Linked DNA regions of Homo sapiens: region 2 is linked to region 1. A link is a loop called in an ENCODE intact Hi-C map of the cell type or tissue named here. Cell type or tissue: psoas muscle. All regions are shown on one strand.

Region 1 (5,000 bases):
ACCCTTTCACATATTGTACCAACAGTCTAAATTACCTTTCATATGCCAAAGTGTGACTTTCATATATCAGTTAATGAATAACTGTTGACCTGTTTTCACAATGTGAGCTACTTACCAGCAAACAGGGAAGTTTTGTCTATATAGCGGTGTTTGTACAAACGTGATCATTTTATTGTTCTTTGCTCTAATATCATTTTATAAAAATTAATAAGAAATAAAACAACTGCTGAAACTAAAATGATAGGAAGCATATGTCTCAAACTTAATACTATAAAGACCATATTAGAAATCTGAAGCATGACAAAAATGTAACTCTCTGGCCTCAACTGACTAGGTAAGTCACTATTCCATTATGAGGGGAAAAATATGAAAGAAGTTATACAAAGGATAGAACTATATGATCAAATATTGGGCCTAAAAAAGCAAAATATAATGGGATTTTATAATCACTTTTAGTTTTCAGGGATAGAAATTACCCTATAATGTATTTTATTGTTCAATTTTTGCATGTTCAGCTTTAGTATGTTTTCAGAAATGCATTACATAAAGAAGCAGGACATTGTCTATGTGTGTACATTCATTTCATTTGAAGGAAATACATTCAAATGCTAACAATAATTATCTCAGTAGTAGAATTACGGTTATTTTTATTTGGTACTTTATACTGGTCTCCAGCTTCCAAATTATTTAATAAAAACAAACTAAACCTTTATATATTTTTTTATATATGTGTGTATGTATATATATATATATGTATATATATATATATGCCTTCTGTATATATATAAAAATATATATTTCTTTTTTTTAAAGAAATTTATTGCTGATTGTGTTTTCTGTCCCTTCTGGATTTTTACAAGTCATGGATCCTACTACATTCTTTCTGCATATTGAACCAACCTTCTGGGGAGACAGTGGACCTACCAGACACCTACCGGACTGCAACAAGTGGGCACACTGCTTTTGACTCTCCTCTAGACTTCTTGTCAACTTATTAATGATCTCAGTCTTTTCTAACTTGATTGCTTCTTGATTCCTTTCCAGTTGTTTCACGTGATCTTTCAGACGAGAGCAAATGTCTTCCTAAATAGAAAAAAAGTTCAGGAAGTCATTTTCATAAAGAGTTTTAATAAAGAGTAAACTAAAAATTATGATACATAATTAGATTTGATGTCAAACACAAGATCATCACATGGGAGCATCACCTCTTTTACAAGGTAAAGTGCACAGAACTGGGAGTCAAGAGCTTGGGTGAAGCTTCAACTCTTCAGTCTGTTTCTTCTTTTGTAATTATGCTAATAAAGGTTGAATTAGGTGCCTTCTAAAGTCTCCTTCAACTCTATATTCACAAGACAATGAGTTATTCAAAAATTAGATTTTATTCAAGCCAAAGAAAATGTATTACATTCCTATGCGTATTTTATATTGTCAGTATAAGTGTATGTATATATATTTAGGCAGACTACTTTGAATCATGCTATTTGTATCCCAAAACAGTAAGGATATAGATAAACACATGAAAACTCACTGTATTCTAAGCAGCCAAAAGTTCATTCCATTAAGAGCAGCCAAAAAATAATCTTTCCCTCCTCTGAAATTCTTTTAAACTTGATCTGTTTCTTTCTTATCTTTCTCCACCTTTTAGATGTCTTATTTCTCTTAATAGCCCCCTTGAAGGTGCTTCTGCAGTGCCTTAGACATATCAAGTGCTGTAAGAAACACTTGAAAAATAAATGACAAAGAAAAATAGGGTAAATGTGTATGTGCATGTGTGTAACTATATGGGATTACATAAAATATAGAGTGTGTATGCAATATACTCAAGTTTCTTCCAAAAGAAAATATGTTTGGGTGTAATAAACCACGGGAGTCCTGAGTCCAGGTAGAACAAACACACTGTCGAAATCATCACCTTTCTTTCAAAAAAGGCTACACAGGCTGAATTCCAGGCAAATGGCAGAGCATGGGAGAGGCAGAGGAATGAGTTAAGTTGATTAACTGAAATTACCCAAGAAAACCTAAAGAAAATAAGAAATAAGAAGAATACTGAGAAAGGGCTTTGAAGTAGAGAAAAGGCCTTAGGCTTTTGCTGCCTGATCTGTAGTATAACCTAAAGCCCAATAATACCTTAAGGATACTAACACAAGGTACATCCCATAAGAGCACCAATACATAACTACCTTGAAGCAAAGAGACTCTGAAGTCTCCCATTTTAGCTTAAAAATCCATGTGAATTTTGTATTCTATTTCATAATGAAGCTGTGTTTGCTTTAAATTTTTTCTACTAAATTTTTGAGCAAAATGAAGCTTCTGGAAACTAGTCCATGTTTATTCAGCACTGCAAACCTCCTGGCACACTGCTGCGAATTCCAGGCCAGCTTGAGAAACCTGGTTCTAAAGCGCCAAAGTAACGTGGCAAAAACAATGAATGAGCTCATATTAATGACAGCATGACAGTAATGACAGCAAGAAGGGGTGGGGAGACAGCTAATATTTATATTCTGGGGAGGTCACAATAGTGTTAACAAGGGACTGGGAACTAGCAAACAAAGTTAAAGAAAAGGTAGGTATAAAAAAATTGTAAAGAAAAGGCAGACTCTGCCAATAATTTGATTTTATGTAAAAATCAATTAAACTATGGTGTATCCTATTGACAAGTTCAGGAAAACAGATCATACTCATAAAACTTTAAAGTTTAAAGTTTTAATACCAAAAATCAAAAAAGATTGAGTAGCTCAATGTTTGCCATGATTAGCTTGAGTAGTTCAAGTCTGATATGGGCAGACATTTTTCAAGACTGAGACAAGTGTAATGATAAAGAGATGACGGCTGAACTCCAGCCTGGGCAACAGGGCGAGACTCCATCTCAAAAAAAAAAAAAAAGAGAGAGAGAGAGAGAGAGATGATAGAGATGACAGCTGAATCTGTGGGAGGGAAAAAGAACTGGACAGGGTTCTAGCACACAGGAAAATGAGGACTGGACCACACACAGAGAAGTCTGTGGGAGTCTCTAAGCCAACAGAAAGTGTTCAAAGTGGAGCCTTTAAATATAACATTAAAGAAAAGGTAAAAGGTTATGACATAGAAACCAAAGTCCATGACTTCACCAAAAGCTGAAGTTTTCAAGGAGACAGAAGGAAAAAAGTAATATACCAACAAGGAGATAATCAGAGATCTTAACATGACACTTCCATGAATGGGAGGAGGTAAAAGTCAGTTTGGTGGAGAGAGTCCAGGCGATAGTTTACTAGGAGAGAATTATGACATTGGAGGAACACTATGAGCTCCAAGAAGCCCATTTCTTTCACCTTTTCTGTCTCACTAAACAAATTCAAGGGAAAATCAGCCAAAAAAAAAGAACTATTATAATATGTTGTGAGTGCATACAATCTTTTCTACCCAGAAAAGCTGCTGTCTTAAGAAAAACACTAATAATTTTACAATCCATAAATTTCTCAAAATATACTAATTACAGACATTTTGTTTTTAATTTTAGATTCAGGGGATATGTGTATAGGTGTGTTACATGGATATGTGGCATGATGCCGAGGTCTGGGCTTCTGTTAGGCGCTTTGGAATCACCACTTTGCAAAGCAGCTATGCAATTATATGCAGAGCCTAACATCAGTGCCATGCTCTGTTAAAAAAAATAATAATAAAACAAAGTAAAAATAGGCAAAGAACGTAACAGTGGGAAAAGACCTTAACACCTTCAATTTATGGATTCCGGGGTCTGAAACCCACCCAGCACAGAATCAAGAATTTGTTCTGACTTTACTGTAGAGTTCTTCTATTGAAGGGGGTGGGGCAGTGGACAACAGAGTAATGCAGTGGGCACAGGGGTAGAAAACACTAGAAATTCCTTCCAATCCATCCCTAATGAAACTGTGTTTAAGTCAACAGAGAATGGAGACCCCCAACCCAATAAGGAAAAGCCACCAGGATCCACTCTTCTCCAGTCATCCAAGAAGGGCTACTGTCCAAGTCCAACTAACTTCAATGTTACCCTATGTTTGGCCAAAACTAACTTTAAAATAAAATAAAATAAAAATTTATGAAGCTACATCTCAAATTCTGTTTAAATATTCTATAAAGTAGACTTTTCAATAATTTGGTATAGCCTTCGTTTTTTTTTTTTTTTTTTTCTGGAAAAAGAGTCTCACTCTGTTACCCAGGCTGGAATGCAGTGGTGCAATCATGGCTCACTGCAGCCTCGACCTCCTGAGCTCAAGCAATCCTCCCACCTCAGCCTCCCAAGTAGCTGGGACTACAGGCGCATGCCACCATGCCCAGCTAATTTGTTATTTTTTCTTCGTAAAGACAAGGATTCACTATTTTGCCCAGGCTAGTCTTGAACTCATGGGCTCAAGTGATCCACCTGCCTCAACCTCCCGAAGTGCTGGGATTACAGGCATGAGCCACCGTAACTGGCCTTCATCTTTCCCTACTCCTATATATCCTCCACATTGATCAAATTCACAATTTTTTTATATAAAATAAATACATAATGAAATAGATATAATAAAAACACACATAAATACATGTAAAAATAAAATAAAATGATAAATAATTATTGCCAGTAATGCACTCTTATATAGTTCTACCTAAAAGCATGGAAAAATTAGAGGCAGCTATATAGGTCAGAAATAACCCAAATCAGCATGAATTTTAAGTGTGGTGAAATTTTCCATACCCTCACATCTGATTTTTCTTCTCTCCTTCCCTTAAGTTAAATCAATTTTGAAATTACATTAAGAAAAATAAATTCTGAAATGTTATTCACTCAAGTGATTACCTAGAGTTATGGAGCACAAGCAAACTCACCACCTGACTCACATTTAGCTTTCAATATTTTATTCCCCCTTGAGTGAAAATAATAAAAATTCACTGTGCAATATGCTCAAGATGCAAATCTCATTAAGTCTAGATCAGACTGTCTTATTTTATAAATTATACTGTCCTCAAAATTTACTCTCTTCCCAAGAATCATTTCTCAACAG
Region 2 (5,000 bases), 410 kb before region 1:
TTAAATAGTCCTGTATAATGACGAATTGCAAAGATTTTTCCTAAGTAGCAAAATATTCTTCAACTTAAATCTTATGCAGATGTCCAATATCTAAGACAGGTGAAAGTGGTACTGCAGGGATGTTCCACCATGATGTCGTGTTGACCCTAAGGAAACTTCACAAACTTGACCCTAAGGCTCCCCAGAACATGGACTGGAAACCACTACTGTACAGGATTCTGAAATGGGATGAAGAAATCAAAAAGTTTGCAGCTCATTTCAACAGTTTCTTCACTTAGCAATTATAGCTTCTGTTCCATGACCTGCCTCTGAACCCAAGCCTCTTGGATTCTATTCAGAGCCAGGGAATGGGGTGACCTATAATAAAGCAAGCTTCCCACTCCCTTGTTCAATTTCTTCTCCAAGTTTTTCACCAAATTCCTGCTCTTGTATGTCCTGCAGGTCTCTAGTCAAAGGATCTAGATTCTAATTCCGGTTCTGCTTTTTCCAGCTGTATGTAAGGATCATTTGAACTCCCTAGGACCTGATTTCCTTCTGGACTGATGGTGATAATAAAACCTACTTTACCTGTCATGAGGATAAAGATTAATATAAGCTAACTGTATAAAAGTATTATATAAATTAGGCATTATACATACTTTGGAAGTTGTTATTAATACATACACTAGAGTACTGGAGACAAGAGATACATTACCAAAGATTTATGGTTAAACTGTAATCACTGTTCTTAACCTGGATAGCTCTGGAGGCACACACAGAGGATACAGATGTTGGAGAAAAATGACCTGCTTTTTTTTTTTTTTTTTTTTTTTTTAGCATCCTCCCGGTGCTATGAATGAGGAGTTGACCTGTGATGTAGAGTCACAAATCTCAGTGTATGCTAGCAGGAGATTTAAGGGAGATGGACATCTCCCCTGGTGAAGTGTCATAGAGCAGAAGATGATCGCCAAACTCAGACTTTTGGCAGCACCGGGAAAATGATGAATTTGTTGACAACCAGCATAGGGTGTTTGACCAAGCACCTATGTGAGGCTGCAGGCAAAGCAAGGCAAGTTTCAGCATTTGTCCTGCGTCATCCATGAGAAAGTAGCCATGGAGCCAATGACTGCTTCCATGCATTCACGCAGAAGTGCTCAGGATCCTGGAGAGAAGGACAATGAAGACCGACAGTGGCAAAGAGGAACCCTATTAGGAGTAGCCTAAGGCAGGTCACTGCTGTAATCTCTCACATATTATAGTATTCTAGAGTGTGAAAAAAGGAATTTAGAGATTATTTGGTGCAGAAGTCAGAAACCCATGGCACTTATACCATGGCAGACACCACTAAGCAAGACTCACTGTGAGACTCCTTAATCATAAAATGGATTAATAATGACACAATTTATGTAGATCACTTAGAATAGTGACTTTCACAGAATACTCAAAAATTGCTATTTTTCACAATGACCCATGTTAGCATTTTCCCACTTACTCATGATGTAGTCTCAGAATCCCTTTCCAGACACAACACTCTAGGAAGCCACCTCCAAGATGTGAGAAGAAACTAAGGAGCCGTTTCCAATGATTCCTAGTTCAATTCCTCCTCCTAGCCTTGCCCCCACCACCATTTTGTGATGAAGGAAACTGACGCTAAGGGAGAAGGAGTGCTGCCTGTCCACTGTACTGTACACCCTGTAAAGACTGATCATGGTTGGAAACACCGGTCATTGTATCTGCTTTCTGGAATGTTACTGTACAGCATCTCACCTCCATTTTAAATAGCCCTTCATAAGCGAGACATCGTCTTCTAAGATTTTGGTAACTCCCTCTCCCCATGTCAGTGTCACCAATGACTTAGTCATATTACTGTGAGACAAGGCGAGGTGAAGGGAGGCTCAAGTTCTGTGCAGAGTGACATTAAGCAAAGGAATCACAGAGTTTTAGAGGAAAAGAAAATGAATGACTTCACAGTCCATGTGAATGACAAGACAAGATGGAATCCATAGGGCTGAAAAGAGACTAGTATAACATTAATCATGTTATGCTGGCAACAATAGCTGGCCCTACCCTTAGTATTTTAACCACTTCTTAATTTGCTAAGCTTCTTGATGAGCTCAAGTAGTCGTACCAACCAGGGGCTGCGAAGCAAATCTGCCTGAGAGGCGGTGAGTCACTCCTCTGAGGCTGCCCCGGTGTGCAGCTATCTGGACTTGCGCCATGCTTGCTTTTCCCCCACTACCTCCCTCCTCCTCCCCATTTCTCCCCAGACAGATTGTGAAGTCTCTTTGCTTGGTCCACTCCCTGCCTGTCTCCAATCCTCTGATTGCTTCACCTTCCCCCGGCTGCCATTATCTGTCGCGACCCACCCTTTCGGCATCCAGTCCTCGGTCCACACCCAGTGTCACTTTTCTGTTCATCAGCCTCTTTCTCTGCTCTCACTCCCACTCTCTTTGCTGTAGCCCATTTCTTTCCATTCTTCTCACTTATTAGTTTCCTGAGCTCCACCCTTCCTTATTCATCCCAGTTCTTATCTTTTATGTCTATTTCTCTAGACATTCTTTTCTTTTTAAACATCACAGTGCTGAGATTTAAACTCAGAGGAAAGTGTGTTTTGACCTATACTACCCTTCATAGCACATTTTCTCAAGGGTTTGACATTTCTCATCATGATCTGCATTCAAACTATTCATTCTCTTTTGTCTACTGATAGACTTTCTTCAATACCATGTAGCTATAAAGTCCCATCGATTTTTTTTTTTCTTGTTATGTTACTGGAGGCGGACAGGAGGCTGAAAGAGCAATGAGCACAAGAACGTAGAAGGGATTGGATTGGATTGGATGACTTCCAGCATCTTCATGAGCTCTGCAGCCCTGGAAGCTAGATTTTACTTCACCATTTGTACTCATTCTCTCCATATCATTTCTAAGAATATATTCACTCCTTTATGCACAGAAAACCTGGACTGGGGTAGAGAGATTGGTCTCCCTGATAAAAATCTTGGACAAATTACTATTTGCTTTATCAAGTGAGGGGAAGAAAAGGGATAGGGATAGAAGGGAGCAGAAATAGTATAATCCCTCTCTCTTTCTCTCATCCCCTTCTGTCAACCTGCAAATGAAGAACTGGCAGCTAAACCATGGAAATTGGACTAGTTTAATCTGGTTTTCAAAGATGGAGTTGAATTGGATCCCTTGGTAGCTATAAAGTAGGCAAAGTTAGTTTGCTCTGCCAGAACAATTTGGGTTTCATAGATTCACAGATCTCTTCCATCTGGAGACACAGAGCTGAGCTAGCAGTCGGGACCCATTTTTGAAAGTTAGGGCTTGTGTGCATGAAGTGGGACCTCAGCTACTCCAGGTGTTTCTGGACATCCCCCGGGGTGCCTCATATGTGCTCCCACCCAGTTCTCACAGTCATTCACTCCAGCCCTCTCACAGGTATTTGCTGCCCCAAAGTCACAGAACACCTTGCCCCAACCCTGTAAGAATCCCACCAGCTCCCTCCACATGGTATTATTTCCTGGTGATCTCAAAGCTGAAACCCTGGAGATGCAAAAATGACAGCAGCTTCCCCTAGATCCTGACAGCACTGGAGCATCTTGTGTTCCCTGTGGGCCTGGTAGAAGGCAGTGATATCTGTCACAACTGTCATCCAGGCCCCAAAGCCTGTCTGCTCATGGCCTCTGGCTCTGTGGAGCTCAGAGAAGAAACAGAAATATGGAAAAGATCTCAGCTCCCTTGCACCTGCCCCCAAGCACCTTTGAACAGCACCCTATCAAGAACTCCCTTCCTCTCTCATCCCCACCCTCCTCTGGTGAAAATCAGCACTAAAAAATAGCCCAATCAACTCACAGATTGACTTAAAACCCTTTGCCTTTGATATGGTTTGGCTTTGTGTCCCCACCCAAATCTCATCTTGTAGCTCCATAATTCCCATGTGTTGTAGGAGGGACCCAGTGGGAGATGACTGAATCATGGGGGCAGGTGTTTCCTGTGCTGTTCTGATGATAGTGAATGTATCTCATGAGATCTGATGGTTTTAAAAATGGGAGTTTCTCTGCACTAGCTCTCACTTTGCCTCCTGCCATCCGTGTAAGATGTGACTTGTTCCTCCTTGCCTTTGACCATGATTGCGAGGCCTCCCCAGCCATGTGGATCTGTAAGTCCATTAAGCCTCTTTCTTTTGTAGATTGCCCAGCCTCAAGTATGTCTTTATCAGCAGTGTAAAAATGGACTAATACAGTAAACTTGTACCAGTAGAGTGGGGTGCTGCTGAAAAGATACCTGAAAATGTGGAAGCAACTTTGGAACTGGGTAACAGGCAGAGGTTGGAACAGTTTGGAGGGCTCAGAAGAAGACAGGAAAATGTGGGACAATTTGGAACCTCCTAGAGACCTGTTGAACGGCTTTGACTAAAATGCTGAAAATGATATGGACAATGAAATCCAGGCTGAGGTGGTCTCAGATGGAGATGAGTAACTTGTTGGGAACCGGAGCAAAGGTGACTCTTGCTATGTTTGAGTGAAGGTGACTCTTGTTATGTTTTAGTGAAGAGACTGCAACATTTTGCCCCTGCCCTAGAGATTTGTAGAACTTTGAATTTGAGACAGATGATTTAGGATATCTGGCAGAAGAAATTTCTAAGCAGCAAAGCATTCAATAATTGACTTGGGTGCTATTAAAGGCACTCAGTTTTAAAAGGGAAACAGAGTATAAAAGTTTAGAAAATTTGCAGCCTCACAATATGATAGAAAAGAAAATCCCATTTTCTTTAGGAGAAATTCAAGCCAGCTGCAGAAATTCACAAAAGTAATAAAGAGTCAAATGTTAATTCCCAAGACAATGGGAAAAATGTCTCCAGGGCATGTTAGAGGTCTTCACAGCAGCCCTTCCCATCACAGGCATGGAGGCCCAGGAGGAAAAAGTGGTTTCGTGGGCTGGGCCCAGGGTCCTCATTCTGTGTGCAGCCTAGGGACTTGGTGCCCTGTGTCCCAGCTGCTCCAGCCATGGCTGAAAGGGGC

Evidence for each region. Hi-C counts contacts between places; a loop is a spot of excess contacts. Peaks named below come from ENCODE experiments on the same cell type or tissue, not always from the same donor. Only the 100,000 strongest peaks of a DNase experiment are listed, where the experiment ranks them.
Region 2: a loop joins it to region 1, with 2.7 times the contacts of the local background. A loop is called at or near these places in 4 of 110 quality-filtered maps.

Annotation. Positions count from the first base shown.
Region 1 is chr15:48,783,038-48,788,037 of GRCh38, forward strand. It overlaps CEP152 (centrosomal protein 152), which reads right to left. Exons shown (of 27, transcript NM_001194998.2): 10 at 936-1,083. Among named protein-coding and RNA genes, the nearest start is that of CEP152, 26 kb to the right of the region's middle. In psoas muscle, no CTCF peak of the experiment used is centred here; a DNase peak (open chromatin) is centred at 2,374.
Region 2 is chr15:48,371,884-48,376,883 of GRCh38, forward strand. No RefSeq gene overlaps it. Among named protein-coding and RNA genes, the nearest start is that of DUT-AS1, 43 kb to the left of the region's middle. In psoas muscle, no CTCF peak of the experiment used is centred here; no DNase peak of the experiment used is centred here.